Linked DNA regions of Mus musculus: regions 2, 3 and 4 are each linked to region 1. Evidence: chromatin loops called from intact Hi-C (ENCODE). Cell type or tissue: left cerebral cortex. All regions are shown on one strand. Region 1 has its middle 53 kb from the start of Gm30600. Region 2 has its middle 42 kb from the start of Gm40913. Region 3 overlaps F13a1 (coagulation factor XIII, A1 subunit). Region 4 has its middle 22 kb from the start of Gm40913.

Region 1 (8,000 bases):
TCTTTACTTGATTTTCTATTACGTCTCTAGGATAAGAAGTTGTGCAAATCCAGGTTGCTGTAGTTTGGATATTGAATGTTTACTAAGAGCTCCTCAGATATGTTAAAAGTTTCATCCAGAGGACACTATTAGGAGATGGTGGAATCTTAAGGAAGCAGAGCCTAGTGGAGAGAAGTTGGGTTGTTGGGGCAGTGTCCTTGATGAGGACTTGGGAACAGTTTCTTCCTCACTCTTTTTTTTTTGCATGCTGATCATGAAGTGAGTAATTTTATTTCACCATACGCTTATTTCATCTAGTTTTTGGTGGCTCACCCGTGCAACAGGGTTGACTGATTAGCAACTGGGACCCTAAAAACTGTGAGCCAAGTAAATAATTTTCTGCTTAAGAGCTTATCTTGGCCTATGATCCTTATGAGCTGAGTTCCTGGGACCCACATGGTGGGAGAAAAATGACTCTCACTCGTTATCTTCTGACATCCATACACATGCCGTTGCACATTCTCACACACACAAACACACATACAGACACAGAATCTAAAAATGTATAAAGATTATAAGAAATCCTCAGTTATTCTTGGCATTTTATTTCAATAATAGAAAACCGATTAACATAAAAGTCAAAGTAACAATTACACAGTTCCTCTATAAACTTGGAAAGAGAAATCATTTAAATGAACTCTCCAGCATCTAAGCTATGTGGGAGATGTGGAAATCAGCTTTGAGGAAAAAAGTAGGATGGATAACGAGACAATATAGCCTCCAGCTACTCCTCAAAGAGTCCTGATCTTCAGTACATGGTATTAGATCTAAAAGGAATGGAGGCCAGGGAATGGCCGCTTTCCTCATTTTCACGGAAATTCTCACAAGTGATGATTCCCCATCCCCTTGTGAGTTACCTCATTAGGTGGGACTTTCTTTGGAGCACAGTGTGGTGAGGTACAAATAGCCAAGGATTTAGAGGCTTGGGATTGGCTCAAACACTGTACATAAGTTTATGGGCTGGGCAATAAACTTAGATCTGTACCCTGATGCTGGTCTTCTCCGTCAGATTTCCTGGGATTCCTTATGTGACTCTGTCATCTCTCACCCCTCCATCTTTGGCCCTGTTCCCATAAAGATAAACTTTACTGAAAGTAATTTGCAAATAACCAGAGGAAAGAACTAAATTCAGATTTTAAAAATGGAAAAATGTTCCAGTTCTACCTGTCAACTTACTTAAATTTGGGACTGGCACTTAGAGACATGGGGCTAGCCTCTGATTGGGTTTCCAGCATCAGACTAGGGCTCTGTCATTCCCAGGTGGGTTGTTTGCTTTGCTCAGGACTTGTTTACCTCTATGGATTACTGCCAGAATTATTTTTCACTTGCACATTTTCATCCTCTTGAATTATTTCATGAGTGTGTGTTTAATTTCCTTAGTGTATAAGAATCCAAGGCCGAGATCCATGTCTTATTTATTTTGTATTTCTCTAGAGTAGACATTTAATAACTTGTTGTTTCTTTTCTAACTATATTTTTGTGGTTAGAATAAAAACACCTTTTATTTTGATACTTCCAAACTAAAAAAATAAATCCTGAGTACCATGAAAAAATTAATAAAGCTAAAAATGTTGTTTCTATCCATTGATTTCTCAAGTTAATTTTGATAGATGTGTGAGTATAGGTGTTGGAGTTTTGTTTTGTTTTGTCTTTTCTTCCTGTGCTTCATTATGTTTAGATATTGAACTGGCTGGTTTATATGTGAACTTGGCACAAGGTAGAGTCACCAGAAAAGAAGGAGCTTCAGTTGAGGAGACGCCTCCATGATATCTAGCATTTTCTCAATCAGTGATCAATGGGGGAGGGATCAGCCCATGGTGGGTGGTGCCATCTCTGGTTTGGTGGTCCTGGATTCTATAAGAAGGCAGATTGAGCAAGCCAGGGAAGCAGATTAGTAAGCAACACACACACACACACACGAGAGAGAGAGAGAGAGAGAGAGAGAGAGAGAGAGAGAGAGAGAGAGAGAGAGCCATAACAAAGGAACAGTGCCATATGGCCAGAACATATCTCTAAATTTTCCCTGATGGGGAATTACATCTCATGCTGAGAGGAGCAGCTCAGAAACTTGCCAGAAAGATAAACACAAATTCTAGTGTTTTGTGGACAAAGTTCCTTTCCTGTCCTGAAGCATCCTCTGAACCTGTTATATCGTGTGGCTCTCCTAGAGTAGATGCTGTGGCTGCCAAGCCCGTAACACTTTGGATCCTTTCCTTCCCTGGCAATACCCATAGGCCCTCCCTGATACCTTCATCCATGCTTTCTCTGCATGTTTGGAAAAGTTCAAGGGCCTGGAGCACACCCCTCCAAACTATGTCCTGGGGCAGTCTTTGATGGTACCCGATACAATAATATCAGAACTTTAGCTTTCTCACCTATTAAAATCTGAGATGTGATCATAGTATCTTGATAGCTTCACCTACAGGATCAAGCCAAATTGACCTCTGTTGGATTGCCCCCCCCCCCTTTCTTTAATTCCTCCTTCCCTTCCTTTCTCCCTTTCCCTCTCTTTCTTTCCTTCTATTTCCCTGCCTCTGCCTGTGATCCTAAACCCTAGTGACCACAAGAATCCTAATGAAATTTTGGAAACCTCATCTCAAAGGCTCCTTCTAGAATCTCACACATCCCAAATTGGCCTTGAACTTATTTAACAATGAAGAATGACCTTATATTACCAATCCACCCATTTCCACTTTTCGAGTGCTGAACCATGCTTGACCTTACTTCTGTAATCTTGCTTAAGGGTACCAACCCAGTCATCAAAAAGTCCAGATTATTCTAACACTCATTGAGGAAACCATTCACTGATTATGGAGATAGAGCTTTGTGAAGGATTTACCCAATATGCAAATGTTCACTAATAATTAGAGAAGCTCCCCCACTACATAGTCCAACTTTGCTACTCTGCTTCTAGAACTTGGCTTCCTCACCTCCTGTGGAACTTACAAGTATCTGTCTCAACAAGGATGAACTACATCCTTGCCGACTCTGCTCTTAGAGTCTCCTTCCCCCTCCCAGGCTGTGTTACTGAAGCTTCACTCCAGCTGGAAGTCTGACATACATTTTCTAAGCTGGGTGAATTTAGGACTTGGCTCAGTTTTAACACCCATCTCACCAACCCCTGTCTACTGTTGTCATCCCCAAAAAGTTGGGGAGGAAGCTAGAGGGAGGCAGATCTGGTGTCTTCACCCACAGCCGTGTGGTTTGAGAAGACATTTAGCACCAAACCAAGATGGTGTCATAACTGGAGTGGGGGTGTATGTACCAAAAAAGCAGTGAGGTTTTTTTTATAGTTTTGAAGAGGGCAGCTAAAGTGGAGTTTTCTGCTTTCTCGTGCTTCTGTAATGGTCCATGACATCACTTTGGCTTACCATATTCAGTAAATTAGTTCTTAGGATTCCAGTTGAAAGGGTGCCATTTTGTTCTTATTCTAAAGTGTTATTAAAATGTGTGCTCAAGTCTACTCATATTTTTCTCTTCCTTATGTAAAAAAGGATGGATGATTGTCCCCTTTCCAAAGTTAGAAGTGGGAGCAAGAATTTATCTTTACTAAGTTAGAATGCACCATGTGCATTTAGGCTGAGCAGATTTTTGATAGGACAAGCCATGGAACAGTCAGACTAGACACCTAGATTTTTCTTGATGGGTTACCCCAGGGAATCAACCTGAGGGGCATAAGGCAAAGATGGTATAAGATAATGCTGTGAAAAACACTGTGAACATCTGTTGTGCTCCATTGCATGTACAGTAAGGGAATATTAAAATAAATACCTTTGCTCTATAAAAATGGTACTGTTTATTAAATATATGACAATTTTGACATATTGGTCCAAGGATTTTAATAGCAGCATGAGAAATTTTGCCCAGTTGGAAGACCTGAGAGTCTTTACATGAATTATGACATACTTTTAAGATAATGTTAAAGATTTCAATGCCTATGGCCAGCTACTTCCTCACTTTAATTGCATAAAAATTGTAGTGAGTCATGGTCTTGAGGGAGTTGTTCAACGTTATCTCTTTTGTACCTTTGATTTTATGAAAGGCTTTTGTAGGAAAATCAGTTTTAAAATATTTATATCTCATTATTTGGGCAATAAATTAAAAAAATACAAACATTCCCAAGAGGAAAAACAAATTGAATTGTAACAATTTTTTTTCTAGGGCAAGTTTTATTAAGCAATTATTATAGCAAAACTCACCGACTTTTAAAACCAAACAGCATGAAAGTAAGAACAACAAATTATTTTCCCTCACCCAAACCCTGAACTTTCCAGATGTGTTCAAAGTTGATCTGCATGTTTAACTGAATAATAGAATATTATTTGTAACCCTCTGATAAGAGATTCCAAAGGGAGTGGAGTATATGTAAAAAGGAGATGCTATAAATGCATATGACCTAGGACTAAAAGATGACTCAGCATTTAAGGACGCTTATTGCTCTTGTAGAAGAGTGAGAAGATGCTGTTCAGTTCCCAACACCAATATGGTGGCTCACAACTGTTCCTAACTCCAGTCCCAGGGGAATCTGATGCCTTCTTTTGAACTTCATAATTCAGACATATATGCAGAGAAAACACTCATACAAATTTTTTTTTTGGTTTTTTGAGACAGGGTTTCTCTGTGTAGCCCTGGCTGTTCTGAAACTCACTCTGTAGACCAGGCTGGCCTCGAACTCAGAAATCTGCCTGCCTCTGTCTCCTGAGTACTAGGATTAAAGGCATGCACCACCATGCCCGGCAGATAAAAATTTTTAAAATCTCTGTGACTCTTGTGTCTCCTACATTGTACAAATGATTAGTGTTGTTGCTTGTTTATTCCTCTAATAGTTTAAAGTTATCAGAAGCTTAGGGAGCTAGTGAGATGACTCAACATGTAAAGGCACCTGCTGCCAAGCTCCATGACCTAGGTTCCATTCCCAGGACTTCCATATTAGGAGAAGAGAACCAACCTTTGCAAGATGTCCTCTGCACAAAGAAAGGAAGAACAAAAGGAAGGGAGGGAGAAGGGGAAGGGACAGAGAAAGAGAGAGGGAGGGAGAGGTAGAGGGAGGAAAAGAATAAAGAAAGAAGGAAAGGAGGCAAGCAGGAACTTAGGGAGATTTTTTGGAGAAGGCTACTGAAGAGTGTTAATTTCTCACTCAGAAATAATGTATTTCTCCTTTATCTTAAATCCATGTAGGTAGTTTTGAGGCATTCTTAAGATATCTCTAAAATTTGGGGATTTTTTTTTTGCTGCTTATTAATTATTTATATACACACACACACACACACACACATATATATATATATATATATATATATATATACATATATATGAGAGAGAGATAAAGAACAGAAAAAAGAAGAAGGAAGAGAGAGAGAAAGAAGAGAAAATAAGAGAAAGGAAAGGGAGAGAGGGAGGGATGAGAGGAGGAAGGAAGGAAATGAATAAAGAAGGAAGGAAGTGGGAGAGGGAAGGAGGAACTGAAGGAGATTTTAGAGAAGGCTACTGGAGAATGTTAATTTCTCCCTCTAAAACTACATATATCTCCTTTAACTTAAATTTATGTGGGTAGTTTTGATAAATTCTTAGGCTATCACTACAATTTGGGAAATAGTTGGACCAATGTTTGTGTCTACTATTTTTTTAAGAATTGAAACGTTCCTTCCTTAAGTGGAAGGGGGAGACACGTAAGATTCAGAAAACTTACAAGATTCAGGAAGCTCAGGAAGTTAAGAGATTCAGAAATTACCCCCTCCCTCAAGTTTTTGGGGAAGGAGAATCACTTCTGTGGATCTGCCTACAAAGCTGTGCTCCTGGGATGTAGTCACTCATGCCAGGGTGGGCTTTTCAGTGATACCTCTTGGGGTCCAAGACTTGGCCCACAAACCACACAAACACTGATCTCAGTTAGACAGGGATGTTTTATTGAATGCACCCCCTAAGACTGACTGGCCATGGCTATAGCTCAGAATTCAGGGGCTGAGGTTATAACCCCAACAGTTTTTCTATGCCAGCTCATTAAGGCTAAACCCTCAAAACCCATCATGAGCTCATGTGCCTGTGGTGGAAGTCAATCCTGACTCACACCATTTTACACATAACAGTTCATACTGATCTTTAATTTGATGGGTCCTACATGAAGCTTATAGTTGTGGGATTTTATAAGATTACTAAACCTCATAACACTAAGAACATAACAGGGTATGTGGTCAGCATGACCCTGCTCTGAGTAAAGGTTTTTTTTTTCTTTTTTTCTTTTTTTTCGTTAATGACTACAGGCATATTACAGCAATGGTATAAAATAGCTGGTTGGAATGGAACAAAATGGTTACAGCTATGCTAGGGGCACAGGCTTCAGCAATGCCATTGACTTTGAGTCACTCAAGGGCCTGTCCGTAACCACACTGAACTTAGTGGTTAGCCATCGAGTTTGTCACTCAGATGGAATTGTTTCTTTGTCCATTGTTAGTATCCTAACCAGGGTGAATTGGTGTTTGTTCATCTCTCCCAGGACATTTCACACAACAGAGTATGACCTGAAAACCCTGAAAGGTGAGAGATTGGCTAGCCCAGTAGTTCTGTATAGAGACGACACTGCTGCTGGTCAACAATGGTCTGAATACTTCCAGAGGCTGAGGAGACTTAAGGTGCTCTGCATGGGGCAGGTATGGGAAAATAAGATGGGCCAACTTCAGTCCAGGTCAAGTTCAGCCCACAAAAAAGGACAGAGGTAAAGGGCTAGGCTTAAAGGGTAAGGAAGGATCCTGAAAGGAGTAAGGAGATAGGTATATGTTTGATAGTTAATGAAAGTGTGATTCTCTAAAGAACACACACACACACTCATGAATGGGGAGAGAGGAGAGGCAAAGACAGAGACAGAGGAGACAAGAAGACACAAAAAGAGTAGAAAGGGAAGTAGGGAGAGACAGAGAGACAGAGAGAGATAGTGACAGATTCAGAAGGAGACATGCAGATACACACAGAGAGAGGAAGGGAGAAAGGGAAAGACAGAGGGAGACAGAGAGAGAGACACACACAGAGAGACAGAAACACACAGAGATTAATAAAGAACATCTTACTCTTTTCTTTGGTTCCTTCCCAGACGCTTACTCTGCAGGATAAAAAGGTAAGGGAGCAGACAGCTCCCCATTCCTACATTCCTACAGGTGGTTTCTTACTCCCCACAGATCTGAGTAGAAGGAAAAGGGAGAAGTCTAGAATTCCAATCACATTCACAATTGATCATTAGATAAATGGCATTCTGCACCACTTCTAGATTATGACGCTTTTCTATGCTTTAAGCTGACTGTGAAAATTTATCATGTAAAAATAACTAGAAGGGTAATGTGCTCTGCTGAAATTTACATGTGGGGTAAAAAATGGTGCCAACTAACCCCATTAAATGAAAATTAAAGCAAAGCGGATAGTTCAAGTGCCACGCTTGTTTAAAGTAGAGATCTAGAAAAGCATCAAGAGAGCACTAAAAGATGTGTGTGTGTGTGTGTGTGTGTGTGTGCATGTGTGTGTGTATGTGTGTGTGTGTGAGTGTACATGTGCTTGTGCATGTGTGTGCCTGTGTATGTGTGTGCGTGCACATGCACATGTGTGCTTGTGTGTGTGTGTGTGTGTACATGTGTGAGCACGTGTATGTGTATTTGTCTTGAACTCACTTGAATTGTCAGGGTAGGTCCCCCACATGCTCAGAGGAGAAAAGGAGGGGGATGGAGGATGGAGAATAGAGGAAGGATTGTGTGTAGGGTAGCAGGGGTGGGCAGTGAGAGGGATATAAAGTGAATAAGTAAAAAAAAATAAAAAAGAATTAAATTAAAAAGAAATCATACTTCTCAGGTGTTCAAGGATGAAGAACTGAGGGCCTCTCCTCTAAGAGCAGCGACCTTGACTGACTTGTCAAAGAATAGCAGTAACATAGCATCTAGTCAATATTTAATAAAGCCCCGGATAGCTTATTATCATATATC
Region 2 (8,000 bases), 95 kb before region 1:
ATGACACTATGAAACCAACTGTCATGAACAAAATGACTTCAAGCAATAGTTTATTATCAGTCATACATACATGTATAGGGTAACTGGAAATTCAGCAAGGTGTGACTGCCAGTCAGGCTCAGATTGGGCCAGTTCTGCTCCCCACAACTGTCATCTTCCTTGAACTCAGGTTACATAAATGGGGAATATTCTTCTCATGGCAAATGCAGAGGCATGAAGGCTCAAGCCTGACCATGTGACTACATTTCAAGCCGTTGCTCTACCTCTACTGTTAACACACGATTTGTCCAAGACATGCTCGAGGTTAAAGTCCAGGAACAGGGCAGTACATATGAAGTCTATCATAAGACTCAACTGACTTATACAGTCAAGTCCAGTAGAGGCAGGATGTATAGTATTTTTTTTTTTTGTTTTTGTTTTAATGAAAGTGGTACAGGATGAAGGATCAAAGACATTTAAACTACAAATATTTTCTACTATGAGCACTGTAAGAAGTTCTTATTAGCCAACATTATCATCAATACTTGGTATTACCAATGTTCAATTGTTTTGCCAACCAAATGGTAACAAAGTTGTTTAAAAGTTATGTCTATGAATATCAAAGGAAGTAACCGAGTTGTTTTTTTTTTTTTTTACCTACATGTTGGTGTCTCCTCCTCTGAATTTGGTGTTCCTACTCATTGGAAACTTAAAAGTCAAGTTTCCTATATTTTCTCTTATTAATTTACGGGGATTATTCCTTATATAACATTACTATTAACTCTTGATTCATTTTGGATGTTGCACAGCTCTTAGATTATTCTGTTACTTAATGTAGCAACTTCATTCTGGTTCTTCGAATTATACAAAAATCCTCAACTTTGTTGCTATCAGTCTTCTTTCACTTCAAGTCTCTGGAGTGTTATTTAAAAGTTCTTTCCACATAACTAAATGCTACATTTAAGAATTACATTGATTTTATAATTTTAATTTGTCTTGTCTGGATTTTTAAATCAGTTGATATTTGTGCCACAAAGTAGACATTTTCTTTCATCTGGTGAAGGTTTCCAAAGATATAGTTATGGAAAAATTTCTACCCTTTTCTCTTTCATTTGAACTGCCATCTCTGTCATCTAACATGTTCTCGAACATTATTTGGCTTGTTTCTGGGCTTCCATCGATCTAGCATTAAAGAACTCTGAAGAAGCCATATGGAAACCTGCTACTTGTACAAGCTTTCTAAACTCTCTATATAGTTTAAAATTAATTACCATATAATGGGGGGATAATACCTCTCCCAGAAGACCTAGGCTATCAAAAAACAAAACAAAACAAAACAAAACAAAACAACCAACCCAATGTCAGGTGTGGGTTACCTCTTCTTGAATTGTTGGTCAGTGGGATCTGACATATCCCCCAAATACTATAGGTTATTGCCATTGATCATAGTTACTCTCCAGAACTTGATGGTGAGGCCCACATATTTGAGTCACAGAACATGGAGAGAGTCAGTTGGTACCAATCTGGAAACTTCTTCCTTCCCGGCTGGCATTATTCATAGTAGGAGGTACTATGCCCACTACTAGGGAGGAAAAGAATCAATAGCCTTATCCAGCTGTGAACACTGTGTGCTTCAATACCAAGTGATTTGGGAACTGCCCATTTGTGCAATAGTGACACGAATATTATCAGAGTTACCAACAACTTTTTTTTTATAAGATATTTTCTCTATTTACAGTTCAAATGTTATCCCCTTTCCTTGTTTCCCCTCCAAAAACCTCCATTCCATTCCCTCTTCCCCTGCTCACCAACTCACCCACTTCTGCTTTCCTGTCCCCTACACTGAGGCATCGAGCCTTCTGAGGACCAAGGACCTCCCTTCCCATTGATGTCCAACAAGGCCATCATCTGCTACATATGCAGCTGGAGCCATGGGTTCCTCCATGTGCACGCTTTGGTTGGTGGTTTAGTCCCTGGGAGCTCTGTAGGGCATTGGTTGGTTCATATTGTTCCTCCTATGGGGCTGCAAGCAACAACTTTTTAAAAATTCAGTTTAAGTTCTATTCCATGAAATGGAACTCATGTCTGTTACTTTTAACTGAGCCAAGAACTCATGACCTGATAGCCCATAAGCCCTAGGAAAGAACCAACTCTATTATTCTGCTAAATGGACAGAGTACTAAGCTGCCTCCTAAGTACTTATCTTTATACCCATAAAGCAGCACAGCACGCAGCTCTCATTATCGATGCTTCTTGCTTGCAGGAGAGGGTGATTACTATAGAGAATCACGTTGGTCAAAGTGCAGAGGATTAACTGTGGAAAGCTTAGTCCTAAATGGAGCATCTATGTCATATCTATCTCCTCCTGTCAAGGCTGAGCTATCATCATGGAAAAGGGAGCAGGAAGATCTTAAGAACACGAGCTAATAGATGACTGTAGCGAAGCCATGCTTCTCAGATATAACCGGACTGCTGCACACATATACTAATATCAACTGTGACTATATGAACAAGACCCATGCAAGTTGTACCCAGAAGAAATTCCCAATTTCATCTACTCTTTTTTTTCCTAACCCTACTGAGTCTTCTCATCGGTGCCTGCGTGTGCCCAGGTGAGGAGTCATCCAGTGGAACACAGGTCACATGACAGGTGCCACAGATGAAGAAAACCGATTCTCGTACCCACACCAGCCACAGTTGCCAATAGCTCCTCAATTAGGAGTTAGCTCTAATAAGTCCCTCTGCCTTCCATGCTGGAATTTGGCTACTATTTCTCTGTAGTGATCTACTGCTACCTCTGGATCTCAGTTTTTTTCTGCCCCCCTCTTCCATGATAATCCTTGAGAACTGGGAAACAGAACGTGCTATAGGTTTCCTATTTAGGGCTGATAACTCCACAATCTCTTATTCTTTGCACTTTGACCACCAGGTGTGAGTCTCTGTATTCAACATCATCTCCTGCAAAAGTAGCTTCTCTGATGATGGTGGAGAGCCACACGAATCAATGGGTATAAAGATAAATGTTTGGGGACAATTTATACTATGTCCATTTATTAGAATATTTGTAATAGGTTCTTCCCTAGAGCTTATGATACACTAAGCCCTAGGTTTTTGGCTCAGTTAACTGCAGTAGGCATGAGTTCCATCTTGTGGGGTAGACCTCAAATACAATCAGAAAATGGTTTGCTACTCCAGAGACATTCATGCCACTATTACACTATTGTGTTTTAGTGGCTGCCAGGCTGGTCATTGCTGTAGCTTACAGGAGTCACAGCTGAGTAAACCGTTACTTTTCTCCCACAGTAATATGGACAATGCCTCTGATTCCATGACTGCTAGCCAGTAGGGATGAAGTATTCAGGGCAGTATCAGTTGATTTCTCCGTGTTCTATGGCTCAAGTATTTTCAGCAACAGGATCTTACCATCAAGTTTAGGAGGGTAACAAAGACTGATGGCATAGGTTATTTTGGTTTTGGTGAGGGGGTGTCTATGAGATTTATTACCAACATGAAGAGACACAATTTACACTGGACGCTGTTTTCTTGTTTTTTTTTTTTTTTTTTTTTTTGATAACTTATGGCATCTGGAAGATGTTTTGTCCCTAGGTATAGGGTAATTCCACTTATTTTATACATGTATATGTGTATGTGTTTGTGTACATGTTTTTGAAGCTCACACAATAGTAGGTTTCCATAGATCATGATATGTCTATGTGTGCACATGTGCATTTGAGTGCCAGTGGCCACCAGCATAAAGAGTTAGATCTTCTAGGGCTAGATGCCCAGGTGGTTGTGAGCAGAAGTCTGACATGGGTGCATTGTTCTTGAACTGTTCAAGAGCAGTGAGTGCTCTGAAGGCTAAGTTGTCCCTTCAGCCCCAGTCCCCCTTCTTTATAGCTCCTGACTGTTCATGCAAGGACATGTCCTACTCTGTAGTTTGTTCAGTTCTTGAAAGGATAATGCTTCCTGAAAGGATAATGCCTCCTCTAGATTTGCATTTAACATTTCGTGGAGCTATTTATAATCTCAAGTTTTCCCAGTGTGGCCTTTGCTCTGGCTGGACTACCTAATTATCACACCGTGTTAAAGAAACCAAGCTCATTAGAACCATCTCTTTTGGATTCTTTTTTGCTTCCTCTTAACCCTGGCTAGCTGTGTTATGAGTATATGATTTTGAATGGGGAAATATAGCGGCATGCTTGAAAAACTTCAAATCCTTAGAAAATACCTCAAGAGTCATCTGCTTACTAAGGGTCTAATTTTCAAATATAAAGGACAGGACCTGATAGCTATTTGTAGCTCATTTAGGGTAGTTAATGAGGAGTTATCTAATGAAGAGGCTGAGCAACAGCCTAAGAGTCCTCTTGAATAGGCTTAATCATCTTTGTCTGATGATAATCTATTCATCTTTTTTTTTTAAACCTACCCAAAAGGATACTGAGGAGGTGACTGATTTAGAAATTTAGTAACATATTCAATCCAGTTTGGATTGGTTTTGTATACTGAAAAGGAATCACTGTTTAATAAGTGTGCTTCTACTATATAATTCACAGAGAAGAGAAACATGCTATTTAAGAAAAAGAAACATATTAGATGAGCTCGGGATTGTTAAGTAGCTTCCTAAGTGTTTGGCAATCTTATAATTTTCCCCTTGCTTTGTCTGCATATCTCACTTTTCTTTCCAGACTTGGTTGGGTTCTTTTAAAAGTCATCGTCTCCTGAAGCATGTAATTTTAAGTAACAAGACAGTGAAGTGACATATTGCAACACTGGAATTGTTGAGTCAGCCCTTCATAATTTCACAACTGTTAAAATACTCACACTGGAAACTATGACTAACTCCCTCTAATTCTCAAAAGCCCTCTCAAGAGAAAACTCACATTTTGTGCTACTCAAATGCCATCAAAATGACTCCCTTCTGGCTCCTAGTTCAGCTCAGCAGGCAGCTAGTAGAATAGCAGGTTGGTGCCTGTAAGCAGCTGTGGGCTGCATTAAAAGCTCGCCAGTAATTGTGTCTGAGAGATGAATAGGGCAGAGCCCACTACAGACTCAAGGTTGAAAAAAAAACCCAACAACAACAATGCTTAACAGATTCTGTTATGATTGCATCTTACAAGACATCCACCAATATTTAAGAATGTAAAAATCACTGGTTTTGATGGAGTTTGATGATGCTTTAAAAGGCATGTGTCAGATGCTGAAGTTTAGGGAAATTACAAAATTGAGTTCTTGAGATTCCTCTAAAATCCCCCCCCCCATTTTATTTTAGGGGTATGGGTGTTTTGCCTGCATGTAACTCTGCACAGCACTTGAGGTCTTGGTGCCCAGGGAGGCCAGAAGAGAGTCTCAAATCCCCATAGGACTGAAGTTATAATGGGTAGGAGCTGCCATGTGGATCCTTATGAAATTTATCCAACAAAATGCTTTAGCGCTATTGAAGGTGCTTTTAAAGTCCTCACAGATTACCCAAGTCCCTCTTGCCTTACAGAAATCTTCATCTGGTGAACCAGTTTGTTCAGCCAGAGCCACAGGCCCAGCCAAAGGTACTTGCTGTCTTATTTGTATATGTATTAAGGAGCTGATATTTCTGGTCTTTAAAAAAATGCCCTCTCTGAGTTGTCTGATGTGGATACAAGCATTGCAGTCACTTTTTGACTAACAATTAAAACAGGTCCTGAGAGATGTACCATCAAATTCAGGTGACTTCCTGTGTGAAAACCCTGTGGATCTCTTACACAAGCCTAGATGCTGGAGGTCAGTCAGGGAATATGGCCACTTAAAGCGACAGAGACACAGCAAAGACAAGACTGGGGGAGCTGTTGCCAGCGTCCCAGGGTGCACTTTCACAATCAACACTCTTTAAATAAGTAGGGGTATTCTCCACATGACCAAGAAAAACACGCTATTATCAATTGCATAAACAACCCAATAAATACAGATAAATGCATAAACAGCAAGCCAGCCACATAATTAATTGGTTGTTATCATGATCAAATACTACATGCTTTCTGTTATTTCATGTGTCACTATGCTGCTTTTATTAAACAATTTTTACATACAACATTTTTGATCATATTATCTCCCTTCCCCAATTTCTCCTGGATCTCCCCACCTCTCTATATGTTCTCTCTCTCTCTCTCTCTCTCTCTCTCTCTCTCTCTCTTTCTCTCTCCTCTGCCTCTGCCTCTCTCTCTCAAAACAGAAAAACAAACAAACAAAAAACAACCAACCAATCAATCAATCAATCAATCAATCAATCAAACAAACAAACAAACAAAAGATTCTGGAACTAAACACACATCACCTTAAAAGCCCACAGAGTCTGTTTTGTGTTGGTCACCTTCTTCTGGGCATGGGATCTGCCCTGGAGTGTGGTTCTTTGAAGATAACTGACTTTTCCTCTCCCAGCAGGTATCAATTACAAACAGCTTTTTGGTTAGGGGAGGGGTTTTGTCTTCACTTCTTCTCAGTGGTGGTGTGTGGTCTGGTTTGGACCTTTGCAAGTCTTGTGCACGCATGCTGCCACAGTCTCTGTGAGTTCATGTTTATCAGCCCTATTGTGTCTGGAGGATGCTCTTTCCCTTAGAGTGAGTCATCAGACACCTCTGGCTTTTACACTCCTTCTGTCTCCTCATCTGAATAGTCTCCTGAGCCTTGAGTGAAGACTTTGATAAAGGCATCCCATATAGAGATGAGTTCTCCAAGGTCTCTCTCTGCACATTGTCCGGTTGGTCTCTGTGTTAATTCCCACCTGCTGCAAGAAGAAGCTTCCAGATTAGGGCTGATCGATGAAGTGATCTGTGGGGATAGCAATGTGTCACTAGGAGTCATTTTCTTTCTATGATTGGCCACCAGAGTGGTAGGTATGCTGATACCAACAGTGCTGAAGCCAGGTAAGGAAACATGTAATGTCACCAGGCTAAAGGAACAAATCATCATTGTCATTATGATTTATGGGATCCTGTCTATGGGGGCCCATCATCAACTCAAATGCTATATGGCACATGGCTAATACTACATTACAGGTTTCACAGATAAGAACACTGAAGTGGTGGGTAGTTAAGTAGCCTCATTTTACAAATGGGAAGACTGTCTCATTAATTTCAATCTTTGTTGCTTGTGTCAGGTAGTGTCTATGGTGTGCCCAGATCACCCTCTGTACTGGCTAGTTTTGTGTCAACTTGACACATCTGGAGGAAATGCCTCAACTGAAGCTTCTTTTTCTGTGGCTACCTGTTGGCTCAGAAGTCTTTGCTCACAGGGCTGGATCTTGTGGAAGCTCCTGCCTTGTATCCCTAACCTGGTGGAAAAATTCACATCCTGGTCCTTTATTCTAGAGCAATCAACTTTATGCTTGACGTAAGGACAGCAGGTCCTTTGGCCTTGGGTAAACTTACTTCTGACCTACCCCTTGCTACCTACTTGGAAGAAGAAAAGGACAGAGAAGCCTCTAAGCTAAGGCATGGAGACTTCACACTCAACTTTGTCCTCTATGTGTTAGATTTTGAACTTATCTCACCTAAACTCTTTTCCTCCCTAAATGGGGGACCTCTGTTTAAAAAATTACACGTGTCAACATACTGGAGATGTTTTATAATGTCTGAAGTGCTTCACACACACATGATTCATGTCTGATTCCACAGTCCCCGCTGTGACTAGGTTTAAAGATGCTCCATGTTTGGATCAATATTCAAAGAGGGTCTTAAAATCATCTGAAATGAGAATTTATATCAGGAAGTATAAGAGATGTGAGACTCTTCCAGACTACAGATAGAAGACACACCTGAGGACAGAGGCTATCTAATACAGCAATGTGCCCATGCAGTGAGAACGCTGGGTCAGGGAGCCAGGAGACAGCTGGGAGGAAGAGGCCTGTGAGTCTCCACACGTGTGCATATCTGAGTGTATGTGAACATGTGGGGTATGTGTGTGTGTATGTGAACATGTGGGGTATGTGTGTGTGTGTATGTTAACATGTGGGGTATGTGTGTGTGCATACAATAGGAGGAGGAGAGACTGTA
Region 3 (8,000 bases), 300 kb after region 1:
AAAAAAAGAGTATTCCACATGAAGGACTGAAGGGGAAACAGCTTCCATGCTTCCTCGGAACAGACAAGCACATTGATTCTGGAAATTAGATAACCCTAAATATGAGACATGACTGTATCACCTCTAGATGTGTGTCCCTGGGCAGGTTGCCTGTGTGATCTCATTTGTATATGAGAGCAATATCACCCACACTACAGAATTGTTAGCCCATTCCCAGCCAGACCTGTATTGTGGTTAATCTTGATTGGCATACTTGGAAAGAGGAAACCTTGTCAAAGGAATTGTTTACATCAGTTTGGCCTGCACGAATGTCTGTGGGACGTTTTCTTGTTAGCTATTTGATAGAGGGGGGCCCAGCCCATGGTGATAGTCCTGTATTGTATAAGAAAGTTGGCTCACAAGCAGAGGAAGGAAGCCAGTAAGCAGCACTTCTCTTTGGTCTCTGTTTCCTCTATTCCTGCCTCTGGGATCCTACCTTGAACTCCATCCCCGTCTTCTCTCCACTTTGGCCAAATTTCCCTTTCCTCCCTACATTATTTTTGTCCATGGTATTTTAACACAGCAACAGAAAGCAAACTGGAGCATCCAGGTTCTAAAATATGCTGGACACAGGGGAGTGTACATCTTTGCAGAGTTTCTGGTCTTATAGAGGAAGCAGGCAATAAAGAACCAAGCAAGCTAGCAAGTGCATCATTTGATTATATGTGTAATAGGAAAATACAAAACAGACTAAGAAGGAGAGACATGTTTGCCTTGCAGGCATTGCAACCACAAAATGAAAAAATTATCTCTGTAATTGGGTGGTGTGGAACAGAGAGACCTGACAGAGGTTATCTGAGCCAGAAGAATCCCATTGGTATCATAGGATATCTAATGTGCTCAATGAGACACAAAGGATGAAGAACCATTCTTGTTTGACTTGGTGTGGTCCTCAGTGTGAAAACTGATGATAGGAGAAGGTGGAGTTTTTAAGAGGCAGCACCTTGTGGATGATAACTAGGATATGTGATCCTAATTGACCTTGGAAGGGTTGGTACTGGTCTGTGGAGTGAGTCAATTCCTGGGAAAGCAGCTTATTATAAAGTAGGGCTGTTTTGCAAATAGGGCCCCTTGGGCACATGGCCAGTTCCCTTCCTGTTATGTCAGCACCATGCTGTTTGGATGCTCCAACCACTAATATTAAACTAAATCAACTAAATCTATTTTCTTTATAAATTTCCAAGCCTCTGTCATTCACATACAATAACAAAACCAGATTCAAACAGGAACAAAAGCAGGCAATGAAAAGTGATGGGCTTAACTCATATAATAAATATCACCCCTCATACAAACTTGGGCTTTATTTCCTGCCACCAAGTCTGGCCACCTGAGTTCCATCCTCCACATGGTAGAGGAAGAGAACAAACTCCTGTAACTTATCTGCTGATCTCCACTCATACGATTGTACCCACACAATGATAACTTTCTAAATTAAAAAATAAGGAGGATCACACTGGCTGCTGTGATGAGAAGCTCACAGAAGCAGGAATGGAGCTCAGAGGCCAGTTAGGATGCTGTAATCATCATCCAGCTGAAATGTAGTGGTCGTGTTGACAGTGCTAAGAACAAGTCCTGAAGATCGAGTCCACCTGATTGGCCTGTGCACATGAGAGGAAGGGGTGGATGAAACTCCATGAGTGAGAGGTGTGAAATGCCTTGGAATTCCTGTTACCTTCCAACAGGGTGGGAAACTCAGACTGGGTTTATATGGTTAAAGACATGAAGGTAACAGAACCTAGATCCTCCCATGGGCAAGGACATTGAACCAATGGGTGTGAACTGGGGCCCTGAGTGGAACTATAATTCATCACATCTCTCTACACCAGAAATAGAGCACAGTCCTTTTCCAACCTCACATGCACCCTTTCAATCTTCCTTGTCTCCTTAGCCCAACTAAAGGATGGACTCAAGCCATTCCCTGGCTGTAGAAGCAACACAACCAGACATGACAGCCTCACGCTTGCTCCTGGGCCTTCCGCATCATGACGGATTGTATCCAAAATAAACCTTTCCCCTGCAAATATTAAAAATGAGGGGATAACTCTATATGAGTTAATGGATTAAAATGATGTAATGTATTTCTCAATTGAGTCAATTCATGTAGGGACCAAACCTAAGCCCAAGTTGATTTTAATACAGCTCCATCAGTCAGACCACTCAGGGCTTGTCCCAGATCACTTCAAGGGAATTAGAACCTCATTCTTCTTTTGCAAATTTACTAATTAATGTAGGTAGGTGGCATCAATTGCATGCAATAAAACGCATGTTGCAATCTGAAGTCAATCCTAGTCTTTTGCAAAATCACACATGTCTGACCCTAAGCAAGCATCCTGCAGTGCCTCTACTGCAAGTAAAGTTTTCTAAGGAGAATGTGAGCAGACTTCAGATTGGTGATTAAAGGGAATGTGTAGGCTAGAGTCAGCTTGGGAGATTTGAATAACTTAAACCAACCAGTACCTTCAAAGGTGTTATCATTGTCACTTGGCTATATTTAGTTGCCTTTGCTTTTTGGAAGAGATGAGGCAGCTCCAGCCTGTGTCTCCCTTGGCTTTCCCCAGACACCATAAATGATGTTGGCAACCTCCCATCTCCACCACTCATACAGTGAAAATCTATTCCTCCTTCTCTTGCCGCGTTTAATAAACTTTATCTAGAACAATTTCTTGTGCGGTGGCACAACATGGCACTTATATAATGGACTATTTCAGGAGCAGTGTTCTCTGGGGCTCTGGTGCACAGTCCCATTTCTTCAGTGCTGTGATTGAGAGAATGGTCTGCCTCCAAGAAGAAGGGAGCCCTGGGGCTGAGACTATAAGTGGTGATAAGAACCCCTGCAAAGATGGGTACAAAGAAGATGCACAAGTCTTGCTGCCCTAAAGAAACCTAGTAGCCAAACACATTCCCCTAAGAAAAACCAGAAGACCACTGTTTATTATTATCCCTGGAAACATCAAGGGACAAAATGCACTGTCTCTAAGGACATACATACCTGGGCTCAGCCTACAGAACTGTCCTTTGGGCTCTAGAATCCTGGGCTATGGGAAATGGAGTCACAGAGTGAGCAAATGGACCCAGGCTACAGATACAACTCTGCATCCTCAGCCCCCATGGAGATTGAAAGAGGAATGAGACTACTTCCCATCCTCCATGCCATTCTGCAGGGCTTATTCTCTACCCTGAAAGCTAGCAGTAAGGTTTCCACACAGAGGTCTCTCCAGTCACAAAGAGGAGCGAGGGCACTCTATGCTCATTTTCTGCCATCTTGGGATTGCCTTGGCTCAGGTCAGAGCCTGCAAGGTTGAAGCTCCTAGGATTCACCTTTAATATCTCTGTTTACCCTTTCCATTTTACAGCAGCAAACACAATGCTTCGAAAGTTTGACAACTCTTTTCTGTAGTAAGACCCCACTGACTATTACATTTCCAGTGTATTCTTTCTTCACCCATGAGACAGGAGAGCTTGTCCCTGATTGACTCCTTGTATCTGTCTTTTGCTGTTTTTCCTGGTGACTTGTGTGCTAATGAGGGGAGGATGGGAGAGGGCAAGTGAGCCATATGCCATCTCGTCCAGGTCTTGATGTCCGCCTTGTTGGTTTTTCCTCCCTTCAGCCAAGAAAAAGGAGGTGCTGGTCAGAGCGGGCGAGTACATGAGCCACCTTCTAGAACAGGGCTTCTTGCACTTCTTCGTCACGGCACGCATCAACGAGTCCAGGGATGTCCTGGCCAAACAAAAGTCCATAATACTGACTATCCCCAAGATCACCATCAAGGTCAGTGAACATCTCATCTCAGACAAAAAAGGAGGGCAAAGTGCTTAGTCAGTAGCCAGATTGTGTGTGCATGTGTGGGGGGAGGAGGGGGTGTCCAAAAGACATAATGGAGCTAGGATCTTCCTGTTCTTTGAAAGAAGTAAAATATTCTATATATAGTCGCATGCATATAACACTCCTCTCCTTATTTAAATATATAGATGTGACTGCAGATATAAATATAACCTGTGGTATAAACACACTTGTGGAGGAAGATAAAGATGTGTGATGGAGACAGAGACTCAGAACTCTCTGTGTCTTCAGAATAAAGTGGGTCAGGCTTACAAACTACCTACACTGTCCCTTCTGCATCTGGGGCAGTAATGTCATTCACTGAGGTGTGACTGTATGCAGTAGGATGTGCAAGCTGAAGTGTAGAGCTGGGGAGCAGTAGCTGAATATACATATGCCGTTATAAGCACCAGCTAGATGAAAATATAGAGGATCCCCAGGTCTTCAGAGAGCTCCTTCCTGCCTTTATCCTGTTCACAGTCTACCCCACATACCAAGATGACACATTTTTCTGGCTTCTGTCACCATGGCTTGTTTTTTCCCACTTGGATCATGGCTTTAGTTGTACAGAGAGCACAGAGTTGGTTGTCCAGGTAGTACAGGGTATTTCTTCTCAAGTTGCTCATGGGGACTGGTAAAGGAAAGCCAGGGGAGTGGGTTACCTGCTTCTCAGCAGCGTAGGCTAGCTTCTGGTGGCATCAGTAGACAGCCTTACCAAGACCCCTTCCAAGCACTGGAAGCCAAGCATCTAGTGGTCACCTTGGAGAGTGGTATTATATGCCACCTGGATGTGGCCTTAAATAACTTCCCTGGTGTCTGGAGAGCATTTGTCTCTGAAAAGACTGAGTGATCAGTATAAATCCTCCTAACATGAAGTATCCTAAAGTAACCAAGTAATCTAAGTGGCCCCAGAGATGGGACACTGGGCAGGAGTGAGAGATGAGCTTTGTTTCTTATGAACCACTTTTTAAGCTAATGGCTATTGTGTGGCATTCAATATGGCTGCTCTGCTTGCTTATATACTGGACCCTGGCAGCTGCTATCAAAGTATCACATATATAACTGAGCTTTCAACACTCAATAAAACCTACAGGTAAGCAGTACAAATGTTTCTACTTTATATGTGAGAAAACTGAAGTGCAGAAGGGCTGTAAAACTCGTGCAAGATCGCATCATCATCAAGATGGAGAGCTAGGTCTCTAACCCCAGCAGTCCAGTTACAGAAGCAGAATGAGAATTGCCTCATCCACTTCTTCTCAAAATCTGGTTGTGTATAGATGGTACATGGAGCACCCCACAATGAGGCTCACGCAAAGCTGAATATGTATAGGGCCTATTGAAGAACAGAATGTCAGACCCTCTACCTCTAGGGAGGTTTATGTCATTCTCTCTCTCTTCTGTTCTTGAAATGCAGTCACTTACCATAGACCTGTTGTGATTGGTACTGTCTGCACAACAGGCCTGAAGAGGCAGAATGCAAATGAGGCTGAGGGAGAATCAGAATTCTGTAGGTAGAGTCAGAAACAAATGCTAAACAGGAAAACAGGGCACTTGGGTTACTCCAGGAGTGCCATCTTGCCCTGAGAGCATGAATTCATTAGCTGGGGGCACAAGGACCACAGCAGCAGGAGGCACACTGGCTCTCCATAGTCAGAGATCTTGAAGATGTCCCTTAGCCACATAGCAAAGGCATCTTTTGCTGCTCTGAGGGGGATGTAAGCAGAGCCTGTGCCCATGCTCAGATCTCTGCCTTTCCCACCAGAGACAGTTCTCATGTTCACCTCATTATGAAGCAATGGCTTGTCCCTGCCAAGATCTCAGGAGAAGCTTTTCCAAGCTGTGAAGTGTTCAGACCACAGCACAAAATAGAATTTAATTGCACCACTGATAATAAAATGTGTGTAGAGAAGAAACTGATACTTTTGATCTTTTGGGGTATTATTAATTAGAAAGGTTGGATTTTTTTTCTATCTTTTAAGATTCTTTGAGAGCAACTGAACTCCCCATGGCAGAATTACAGAGGTCTCATTCTGCATGCTAGTAGACCAGGGCAGGACTGGAACCAGGGTTGATTGGGTTCAGTTTGAGTTAATTTCCATGACAGAAGCAGGGGTTCTGGTTCTGTTGGACATTCAGAGTCAAGGCCATTTTCTGAGAAAGAAGATCTATACTGTCCAGGGCTAAGACTGGAAAAACTATAGATGAGACACTATCACACAAGCCCTAACCATTAACCCCACTAATTTCAAGGTTAAAGTAAATCCAAACAGGCAATGAGATGTGCCAGGGAAAGGGACTGCTCACCCTAATGCCACTCAGATATCACCCAGCTGTGACAGATCCGGATTTCAGAAACTGTGGGAATGGCACTAGGCACCTGTGACACTGGAGACATAGTAAAACAGAGCTGTATCCTTCAGAAGCCAGTTATGCACTGGGAGTGATGGGGAGGGCTCAGGAAGGGAAGGAAGGGGCTTGCTGTTGGGGGTACTGGAAAGATGGTAAGAAAATACTCTGTTGGACTGCAATGTGGGAGAGCACTTCAGAGAATTAAGTAAGATAAATGGCATAAAGCAGGAACTCCAAACACACTAAAAGTACAAAGCCCACAAGGGTTCCAAACACGTGGTCCAAAATTACCTGCAACATGTCACCTCATCAAGTGTTAGGAAAATGCTAGAATACTTTGTCCATCCCTCTGAAGCATGGATGGGCTCACAGAAGACTGAGTCTCTTACAGATGCTGTGCATGGATAAACCAGGCACAGGGTAAATGTGAAAGAGGTAGTTAGGAGGACAGATCCTTCCAGCTTCATTCTGCAGGCAAGAGGAGGAGGAGGAGGAGGAGGAGGAGGAGGAGGAGGAGGAGGAGGAGGCGGAAGCCAGCATGCTGACAGTAGTGGCAGCAGCTGAGAGATATTAAACACTGGAATTTTAGTAATGCCCTTGTATCATCTTATCTGAGAGATAGGTATTACTGTAACCTTCACTGGACAGAAACCCAGAGAAGTTAGTGCCTTATACAACAGTGACCAAACCATGAGCCCTGCAACCAAGGGAATTTAAAGCTGTTTTCTCCACAGGACACCCATGTAACCCTACCAAGTCACTGAGCCTCCCAGAGTCTGTTTTTCCACTGAAGTGAGAATGGCAATGGCAATTCTTTCATCATGGCATCCTTGTGTTGACTGGGCCAAGGATGTGTGATAACTATGTCACAGTGAACAGTTGGTACATGATTCTGGATGACTATCTCATGGACATACCTGATCAAGGAAGGACAGAAACCCCTCTCCCAGATCTCTCTTGGTGTGATGTGACCTTTGGGCCACATTGTTCTTCACACTGGGACTTTTATAGGCAGCATAGACAGGAAGGTTTGCGGGTTGCAAAGTTGGGAGATCACAGCTCTGATGAATTATCAAGAATTTAGACCAAGGGAATAGGCTGTCATCAATGAATGGTTATCATTCCACCATCAGAGATGGAGAGAGATACATGTAGGTACCAGAGAGACCATGGGGAATTGCTTGGAGGGTAGGGTAGATCACAGAAGTGGCTTTGTTTAGGGTAGAGGTTGGGAGCCAAGGAAGACTAAAGATAGGCTCAGCAGAGCATGTAGAGACATTTAGAGTTGAGTCTAGAATGTTTTGGATGAAGCTTTGTCATTGGCTCCATGAAAAAGACTTTGGTGAAAACTCTGCCTCCCAACAGTTATACAAAGTCTTGGCCCCAAAACATTGCCTTCTAAGACTCCTAGGTTTGATCCCAGCAATGTAGCTGCCTGAAAGCTAGAATCCAGATGTTCTCCAACCCCCTGCCACCCCCCCATCTTCCTTTTTAATGCAAATCTAGACATCCTGGAATGATACTAGATCTATCTATCTGAACCTAAGCTACATCCACCAAACTACATGGGTCAGTAGCCAGGTTCTTACATCATAATGGGCACATCTTGAGTTTCATTCATCCCCATGGCGATAGAGACTGGGTTTGAGTTAAATTTGTCCCTATTTAACTATGCCCAGCACCCACCCTTCATGAGTCATGGTGCGTGATCCTCATATGGGAAATGGCAGGGGGAGACACTCGTTAAACTTTAATGAGCATACATCTCTTTTTCTGTGCTATCAAAATATTT
Region 4 (8,000 bases), 120 kb before region 1:
ACCGACAAGGATGCATATATATCATTAAGACAAGTGTACAACTCCCTGTGATTTATAGCTCCACATTATAGTGTTCTCTGCCCTATTTCCAGATTCCACTCTATATTTGAAAAATTATTTAATGATATACTTTCAGATATATGAATAACTACTCATATTGCTACTTCCCATTTCTTAATTTCTTCCTCTTTAATGATTGAGTCTACGTATTCAATTTCTATTGTGGAACATGCAGAGTTAGATCTCAAATCCCACCAATCCTTATGCTCATTCTCCCAACTGCTCTGTCAAGGTAATAAAATTTCTCAGAATTTTCTTAAGTTAATATTCAACATTTATATAATTATGACCACAGGAAGGGTTCACAGCAAAGCCAGATATTGGACTATGATTATGTTTGCTTTACTGTATGACTTTGTGCTTTCTCTGGAGTCTGTTATTGAGTTAGTCTTAAATTTGTATCACCTTCCTCTAGCTTTCTTTACCACCATCAGTAATTCATTCCTACGTCCTGGAAACTATTCTTCTGGGATATTTATTCATTTCATTTGTATCTTCTAGGAGAGAGTCTTCAGAAGGTCCCATGCCTCATTCTTCTACATTCTTCTTTCATCATCAGGCCTGAAAGCCTGCCTACTATACTCCGCAGAGCACTTTGTCAATCACTCTCTTTAGGTACTCCCGTTAAAGGCAGTCACAGTTTTTGTTTGTTTTTGGTTTTTTAGAGATCACACCTCCTTTTAAATAAAAAAAGGTGACTTATTTATTGTATTTTATGTGTATGAGTGTTTTGCCTGCATGTCTCTGTGTTCATCAAGTGCTTGCCTGGGGTCAGCAGCGGTCCTAGGAGGGCATCAGCTCCCCTAGAAGTGGAGTTCCAGATGTTTCTGAGCCATCATGTGGGTGCCGGGAATGGTACCCAGGTCCTCTGAGAGAACAGCAAGTTCTCTTAACCACTGAGCCATCTCTCCAGCCTTAACAGGATTTTAAACTTTGGAAACATACACCATTAGGTTTCTGGCAGGGCATTTCCAGGCAAGTGTCAGGAATTGCTGCTCAGTGATATCATGGACCCTTGGAGCTCCTGAACAGCAGCGGAGAGGCACAGGGAATGGCCTCCCACAAGCATTGACTCCTGAAGGCAGCTACAGAGGTGTGTGTGTTTGATTACAATTTCTAGAAATACCTTTTTCCCAATTTGTTTTCTCTTCTTGTAACAACTCAGTGACCCATGCTAAGTCTCCTTCACTTCGAAATAACGTCCGTTTTCTTGGTTGCTAACTCAGTAGACATGTTTCCCCATTTGATGAAGGAGACTTCCCCTGTATGGAATAGTGAACTCCAGCTGCTGTAAATGAGACTATCCAAGGAACTTTGCTCAACGCATGAGCCCTGTCTTTGGTTTAAGCTCTGCTGTTGTCCCTTTGGAATTATTAAAGACTTATTGTTGAGAGAGTTTTGCTCTGGAGCCCAGGCTGGCCTTAAATGAGCTAACCCTCTTTTTTGGTTTGCTGAGAGTAGGATTTATGCACAGGCATGCCAAGCCTTCTGGAAGACTTTTTAAGACAAAGGATCCCATTTGATCGATATCAGTTTGCCTCGATCCCCTCAAGTTGTGGAGCTCATCTTGTTTTTCTCTTTTCTTGGATAAAAATTGGTCAATCTTTTTTTTTTTTTTTTGCCTTTTATTGGAATTTCTGGGAAGCTTATGTGAAATGTTACATTTTTCAATCTTTCATTGTTACTAGCATTTAAAACTTTTAAAAATCCCCTTTCTGTCTTCTTACTATTCCCTTTCTTGTGTATACAATATGTATTCACATATATAGTCATATATATATTTATTCTTGTACACACACACATATATAAAATGCATTCAGTATTTTTATCCATTCTTCTGAGAATGCTAGTAGCCATTCTTTCTGTACATTTTCTTAGGGGCTTCTTCTTCCCCACCCCTGTTTACTTGCAGGCAGTAGTTTGTGTTGCAGGTAAAAGCAGATACACAGGGTTTGCAAAAGATGAAAGGTTTTTTTTGTTTTGTTTTGTTTTGTGTTTTTGTTTTCTTGTTTTTCCTCCTCCGAAGTAAGAGAGAATAAAAGGCCAGGCAGTGACACAACTACTTTAAGGTAGAAGAGGCAACATTGAGGAGCAAGAGTGTCTGGAAAGTGGGAGGATCTGCTTCTGAACTAGCCAAGTATTGTACAGACACAAAGCTAAAGAGGAGAAGAAACTGAGAAGATCTGCAGTGCAGGAATCAACGCCGGCTCACCATCAAGCGGCACTGCGGTCTCACCTGAACCTTCAATGTGCAGCCAGCCCACTCAGCGACCTCAGGCCACCCTTTCTTCTTAGCCTTGGGTGGGACGAGGGGCAAGGCAGAATGGTGCTTGCTGTCAGTTGTTGGCTAGAGCTAAGGTGAGGGGCAAAGTGTTGAGGGATGCTGAGGACAGAAGTACAGAGGAGCAAGGGAGCTGGCTTTTCTATCCAGATCTGGTAAAGCAAAGAACAGAGGAGTGACTAAGGGAGCCAGGGAGATGCCTCTGAAGATGGGACCCTATGCTTATAGGCAGTGTGAAGCCTGTTCCTTAGTCTTGAAGGAATGGAAACTCAGAAGAATGCAAGCGGGCTCTGAACACACAGATGATTCTGCAGTTGAATTCCGGAGGGAGAAACACCTCGGGGAGGGGCTGTCAAGTGAACAACTTAGACGGACCCAGGAAAGATCACATAAGGAGTCCTGCTTCAAGACTGTCAAAGCCATTGGGTCTTTTAGGTTTAAATTCAATTCTGCAATGGGGTGAAATGTAAGGTATTAGTTTTAGGAAGGACCCTTGCTTACTTGGTGATTCACCTGTGAATAACAGCAAAACCCCAAATCCGAGAAACAATGCATCAGGCAATACTAGATCCGCAGCCAGCCAGCATCCCGCCCCTCAAGAAAAAAATTGCAGACCATGACATCATTCCTCTGGTCTCCCCACACCTGCTCGAGTCCCTCGATGATACCACCAGATGGCGATGTTGGCCTAAGTTGTAGTACATTCTCTAGTCCTGGGAAAGCCTGACCTGAATATAAAACTTCCCTAATCACCACATTTGATTCCCCAGCAGAACAGCACAAAAAAACCTACTGCGGATTCCAAAGAGGCCAACATGGCATCTCACTACATTGCGTGGTCCGCAGACCAGACATCGGTGCATATTAAAGTGTGATTGCAAGAAAACAACTTTAAAATTCAGAGTCCAGGAGTGGCCCCCCGCTCCCCCGCCTCCCGCGCCTAGTCTCGCTTTGCGCTCCCTACCCCCACCCACGGTCCAGCAATCTCGGACGTGAGGCTTTTCTGCAGCCGCAGCGGCATGGCTGGCAGTGTGGCGCGGAGGTGGCAAGCTCTAGGGACCCACGCAGCGTCTGTCTGTGCAGTGCCCAGATGGCAGGGGCTGGAGAGGCCTCCAGAAACCTGCAACTCAGTAGCATTTCCCCAACTGGATCTCTGTCATCCTCCCAGGCCACCCCAGCTCAAGAGAACCTACCCCATCCAGAACTTCAGGAGGCAGCTTGGGGCCAGCAAAGGTGGGAGGTGGTGGCATGAAAGTAAGGTCTAGTTAGGATGACCAGTCTCCAGGGTTAGAAGTTTTATAGCTTACAGGGCTTCCACGATCCCAGGTGCCCACCCAATTGGTATTGCTTCCACTAGTAGGTCGCGCCTTGTGTAGGACAGTGTATGATGGGCAAGATGGACCGCAGGCGCCTGCTAGAGAGTGACACTCTGGCTCCCAGTAGCTTGCACCAAAAGGTCCGATGACTGTCTCTGGTCCCCAGCAGTCAAACCTCGGTGGTACTTCTAGGCCTCATAGGCGCGTGCTCATGGCGCACGCACAAAGCCCAGCGGTGCAGTGCTCCCCGGCAGGCCTGGGCTGGCCCCCTCGAAGCGACCAGACGGTGTCTCACAGCGGGCTTGTCCCCGCCGAGGTCATCTGCTAGGCGCAGCTGGGCCGCGGAAAGTAAGAAGCTGATGAATTTTTCATCGCGATTCCCTTGGCTGTCGATCTGAAGGCAGTTTCTGGGGCAGCAGCCTTTAAGGACCTGTCTGTGCCAAGGGCAGCCCCTCCCCCACCGCTCTAATTACTGATAGACAGGAGAAGCTGGTCCCAGGTCCCCTCCTGCTCCTCCAGGGCGTGTCCTGGTCCCTCTGGCTTTGTTTGATTTCTGAGCATTGGGCGAGTGGGAAAGGAGGGATGAGGAAGAGCGCCTGTCTAGTTTAATAGCATGTGTAGACAACCTGCCTGGAAAAAGGAACACAGAGGTGCTCAGCTCTGACCTCCAGGAGTTTGCAGGGATCTGCGGGGATAAACTCACAAAATGGAGATGAAAGAGTCTAATGTGGGCCAAGGGCCGGGCTAGTGGGGCTGTGAGTGAGACCGGGGCTCAGGGAGAGACATGGGGAAGGGATAAGTTGAAAGGAAAGGACTCCAACACCCGGGCACAGGAAGGGGCAGAATGAGGGCGGGTCTAACTTTGCGCTCTCGAGGGGACCAGAGGCACACAGGTGCAAGGTGTGGACCTGGATCTACCCAACACATAGGTAGGCCTATCACAGGTCAGAAACCGGCCTTTTCTTGAAAATATGATACAGATATATCAGGAGAAGTCACTATTAGATAAGAACACTGAGGGGCTTTTTGTTCCTGAGTGGGGGAGGGGATGGGGAGGGTGGGAAAGGGTGGGGGAGCGTGGGGGAGGGCTGTGCCAGGTTTTTTTTTTTTTTTTTTGTCACACGGATTGTTTTTGCATAAATGTAAGTTAAAAATACACACTTACATACCATGCACACTGTTGTGTATGGAGATGGTCTCTAGAAATAGTTTTGTTTGTTTGTTTGTTTGTTTAAAAAGGTAATGCAGGTATTTCTAAATTTTGGTGAAATAAACAAAAGAATTCACCCAGAGTCACAATCTTTGTATATGTCCTTATTTTTTCCTTATCTTATTTATTTTTTCTGTGCAGACCTCGTTTCATTGAGACCATTTTTTGTAAGCGCAGTCATTCAATAAATGCTAATAAATAAGAGACCATAGCAGGAACATTCCCTTAATCTCTAAGTAGAGCTGGGCATGGTGGCTCCTGACTGAAATGCCTGCACCTGGAAGGTGGAGGGCGGAGAAGGAGGCTAAAGGCAGTGCTCTAGGCAGGGCTGAGCTCTGTGGAGTTAGAGGTGGAGTTCCGGACCTGGCAGAGCTGGGTGTGACTCTGCTTGAAGAAAGGAAAAGGTGGAAACATCTCAAGGTGCCTGAAGAGGCTTCTCATCTCACCTCCCAACGCTGAGCTGAATCGGAAACAGCTGGTGACAAGGAAGTTGTGGGGCCCAGCATTCCTAGCATCCTCCTCGCCCCCTCCCAGAGTCACCCCGCCCCCCCGCCCCCCCCCTCACATACTCACACCCTTACCAACCTCTTCCTCAGTGGTAGCTGCGGTTCTAGGACTGAGCAATTCCTCTCTACCTTCTATTCTGAAAACCTGTGCAGAGACTGGTAGCTTATCAAATGCGTTCTCATTGCTTTGCTCCTAGGTTTAATTGAATTAATTTTAACACCTGTTATACCTGCTACAAAGATCAAAAAACTGAGCCTCCATTAGAGTTTTCCTCTGAAACATTAAGTGGCCAAATTAAAGATAGAGCAAAGCTACAGGTTTGTTTTTTTTTTTTTTTTTTTTTTTTTTTTTTTTTTTTTTTAAGAAAAGGTGTTATTTGTGAACCGTGAATGTTTGCTGTTTGTTAAATTAGCTTTCACATTTAAAGCCACCAGAAAGACATTTTTATCAAATAAGAGAATGTGCCACCTGCTTTATTTCTTGGGGGAAAAACAGAGAGGGAGGGCTTCCATTTCTGGCTCTGAAGGAGGAGAGCAGAAAAAAGCCTTGTACTAAAAAACCAACGGCTGAATTAAAAAAGTATGAACTAGTAGCTTGAGAGCATCAAAGATGCAATCGAAGATGCGGGACTCTAGAGGGACCAGAATGGCATAGGAGGGCAATGCAGCCAAGTGAGTCCTTTAGAGCTCCTCTTGTGTCATGGGAGCATTTGTTGAGCCATGCAACGGCCTCTGGGGTATAGAATCAAAACAGAGTGACAGTTCCTTGCTTGTCTCCGTCAAAAAAATTGGAGTTCAGGATGCAAGGTTGCCAGGACTTGATGGACCATAAACACATCGAGATGGGAACCAAAGAAAATGGAGTCAGTATGCATTTTTTTTCTCCAAACCATTTCTCAGTCTTTAAGCTGTGCACGTGAAGAGTGAGATGCCAAGAAGCCAAATAAACACAGCTGTCAAGAGGCTTAAAAGCTAAGCCAAGATGCTGGCGTGCTTATAGTTCTGGGAAGGCAGAGCTTATAGTTCTGGCTGCTAAGGGGGAGGAGCCTTATGAAACCCTCATTGTCAGGTGAGTCCTGAAAACCAGTCCATAGGAGTAAGCAAACACAGGATAGTAGCTCTCATATGATATGCAACGTGGGCTGCAAGAGCCTCCACTCTGGCTGGGACACACCCGCACCTGCACACGCACACTCACAACTATCTCCTAGTGTTATATATCCTCCAGCTTTCCTGGAGGAAGATGATGTATTCTAATACCACAGAAGGTATTATATTTAACCCATTGTATTAATACCAGACGAATAATCCAGAGGGTCAGAGGTTCTGGCTGGTGAGGTGAAACAGGAGGGTAGTTTCCTGCCCTGTCAGGAAAAGGGTGGTGCTTCCATGGCCAATCATAAGATCTAGCTCTCGAAACTGATGTGGCCCAAATGTGAGGGAGAGCTGGACCAAGGCATTTAAAAAACTGGCCAGAAAGATCTAAGTAGAAGAGATGCTGGAGTCCATCCTTCCATGTGACTCTGCAAGGAAACTTGCCCGTCCTAGAGGATGAGGTTATTTCAGTCAAGGGCTCGTCACTGCCTTGCATCCTTTGGAAGATGGTTTGGCAACTTCTCACAAAGCCAAGCATGTTCTCACCACCCAACAGACAAACTCTTCAGGAGGTTTGGACCCAAAGATGGTAAAAGCTGAAGCTCATACAATAAACCAGCATCAGACCATTGATGCTATCAGCAGGTTTATTCTGGCCTGCTCAAGCGTGGAAGCAGTTAAGTTGCTCATCAAGAAGTGAATGGATAAAATGTAGCAAGTAAAGGTAATGGCGTTACTCAGTGGTGAGAGGGACTGAGTTAAGAAGTCATACAAAGACATAAAGAAAACTTAAACAAGTCAAAGAAGCCCGTCTGAAAGGTCTCCAGACAGACGACATGATTCTAAATATATAAAACTCTGGACAAGGCAAAAGTATGGGTACAGAGAAAAGGACAGAGGGTACTTAGGGTTAAAAGAGACAAGGGTGGTGGTGGTAAATAAGCAAAGCACAGAGAATTTTTCTGGGCATTGCAGTTACTCTGTGATGTGGTGCCAGGTGTTGAATCAAGTCAAAGTCTGTAGAACACACAACACTAAGAATCTGTAAACCCACTGGTGTTCTTTTACTCTGGTGGCGTGTTGATAAAGTACATGTTGATACACAAACAGGAACCACATCCTTGGCTTCTTGAATTAAACGTTAACCTATGCCTTCCTTTCACATTTCCTGTGAACCTAAAACTACTCTTCTAAAAAAAAAAATCCTCTTTGTGGCTCATCTGTTAGAAAAATCCAACCAAAGCCTTGCCAGAAGTATCTGTGAGGCACGCAGAAAATGCCCACGAGGGTCCAGCTGTATTTCTGGCACAGAGATAGTCTTGTTGTTTGGGTGACATTTTCCCCCAATGTTCTCTTCCCTACCCTGATCTGGGAGGGGTCAAAGGCAGTAGCAGGCAAGGTGTAGTGAAAAGAAAATGCTGGAGGAAGAGGAACAGAAAGCTTTCTGAAGTGTGATTGTGTTTGTAACCAAATAGCAGTGGACTGAGATATCATGACAAGTGTCTGCCTAAGGGCCCCAGGCACCTCACAAA

The links. Peaks named below come from ENCODE experiments on the same cell type or tissue, not always from the same donor. Only the 100,000 strongest peaks of a DNase experiment are listed, where the experiment ranks them.
Region 2: a loop joins it to region 1, with 7 times the contacts of the local background. A loop is called at or near these places in 2 of 42 quality-filtered maps.
Region 3: a loop joins it to region 1, with 11 times the contacts of the local background. A loop is called at or near these places in 3 of 42 quality-filtered maps.
Region 4: a loop joins it to region 1, with 7 times the contacts of the local background. A loop is called at or near these places in 2 of 42 quality-filtered maps.

What each region holds. Positions count from the first base shown.
Region 1 is chr13:37,192,506-37,200,505 of GRCm38, reverse strand. No RefSeq gene overlaps it. Among named protein-coding and RNA genes, the nearest start is that of Gm30600, 53 kb to the left of the region's middle. In left cerebral cortex, no CTCF peak of the experiment used is centred here; a DNase peak (open chromatin) is centred at 3,209.
Region 2 is chr13:37,287,658-37,295,657 of GRCm38, reverse strand. No RefSeq gene overlaps it. Among named protein-coding and RNA genes, the nearest start is that of Gm40913, 42 kb to the left of the region's middle. In left cerebral cortex, a CTCF peak has its summit at 4,933; a DNase peak (open chromatin) is centred at 4,789.
Region 3 is chr13:36,888,614-36,896,613 of GRCm38, reverse strand. It overlaps F13a1 (coagulation factor XIII, A1 subunit), which reads left to right. Exons shown (of 15, transcript NM_028784.3): 13 at 3,648-3,808. The region is part of intron 2 of Gm30489 (a long non-coding RNA gene); the gene reads right to left. Among named protein-coding and RNA genes, the nearest start is that of Gm30489, 69 kb to the right of the region's middle. In left cerebral cortex, no CTCF peak of the experiment used is centred here; DNase peaks (open chromatin) are centred at 3,186, 4,198, 4,750, 5,622 and 3 more places; H3K27ac peaks cover 2,079 bases.
Region 4 is chr13:37,307,761-37,315,760 of GRCm38, reverse strand. No RefSeq gene overlaps it. Among named protein-coding and RNA genes, the nearest start is that of Gm40913, 22 kb to the left of the region's middle. RefSeq lists an enhancer at 1,951-4,795. In left cerebral cortex, a CTCF peak has its summit at 3,005 (motif pointing right); DNase peaks (open chromatin) are centred at 3,342, 4,017, 5,900, 6,297 and 2 more places; H3K4me3 peaks cover 495 bases; H3K27ac peaks cover 1,899 bases.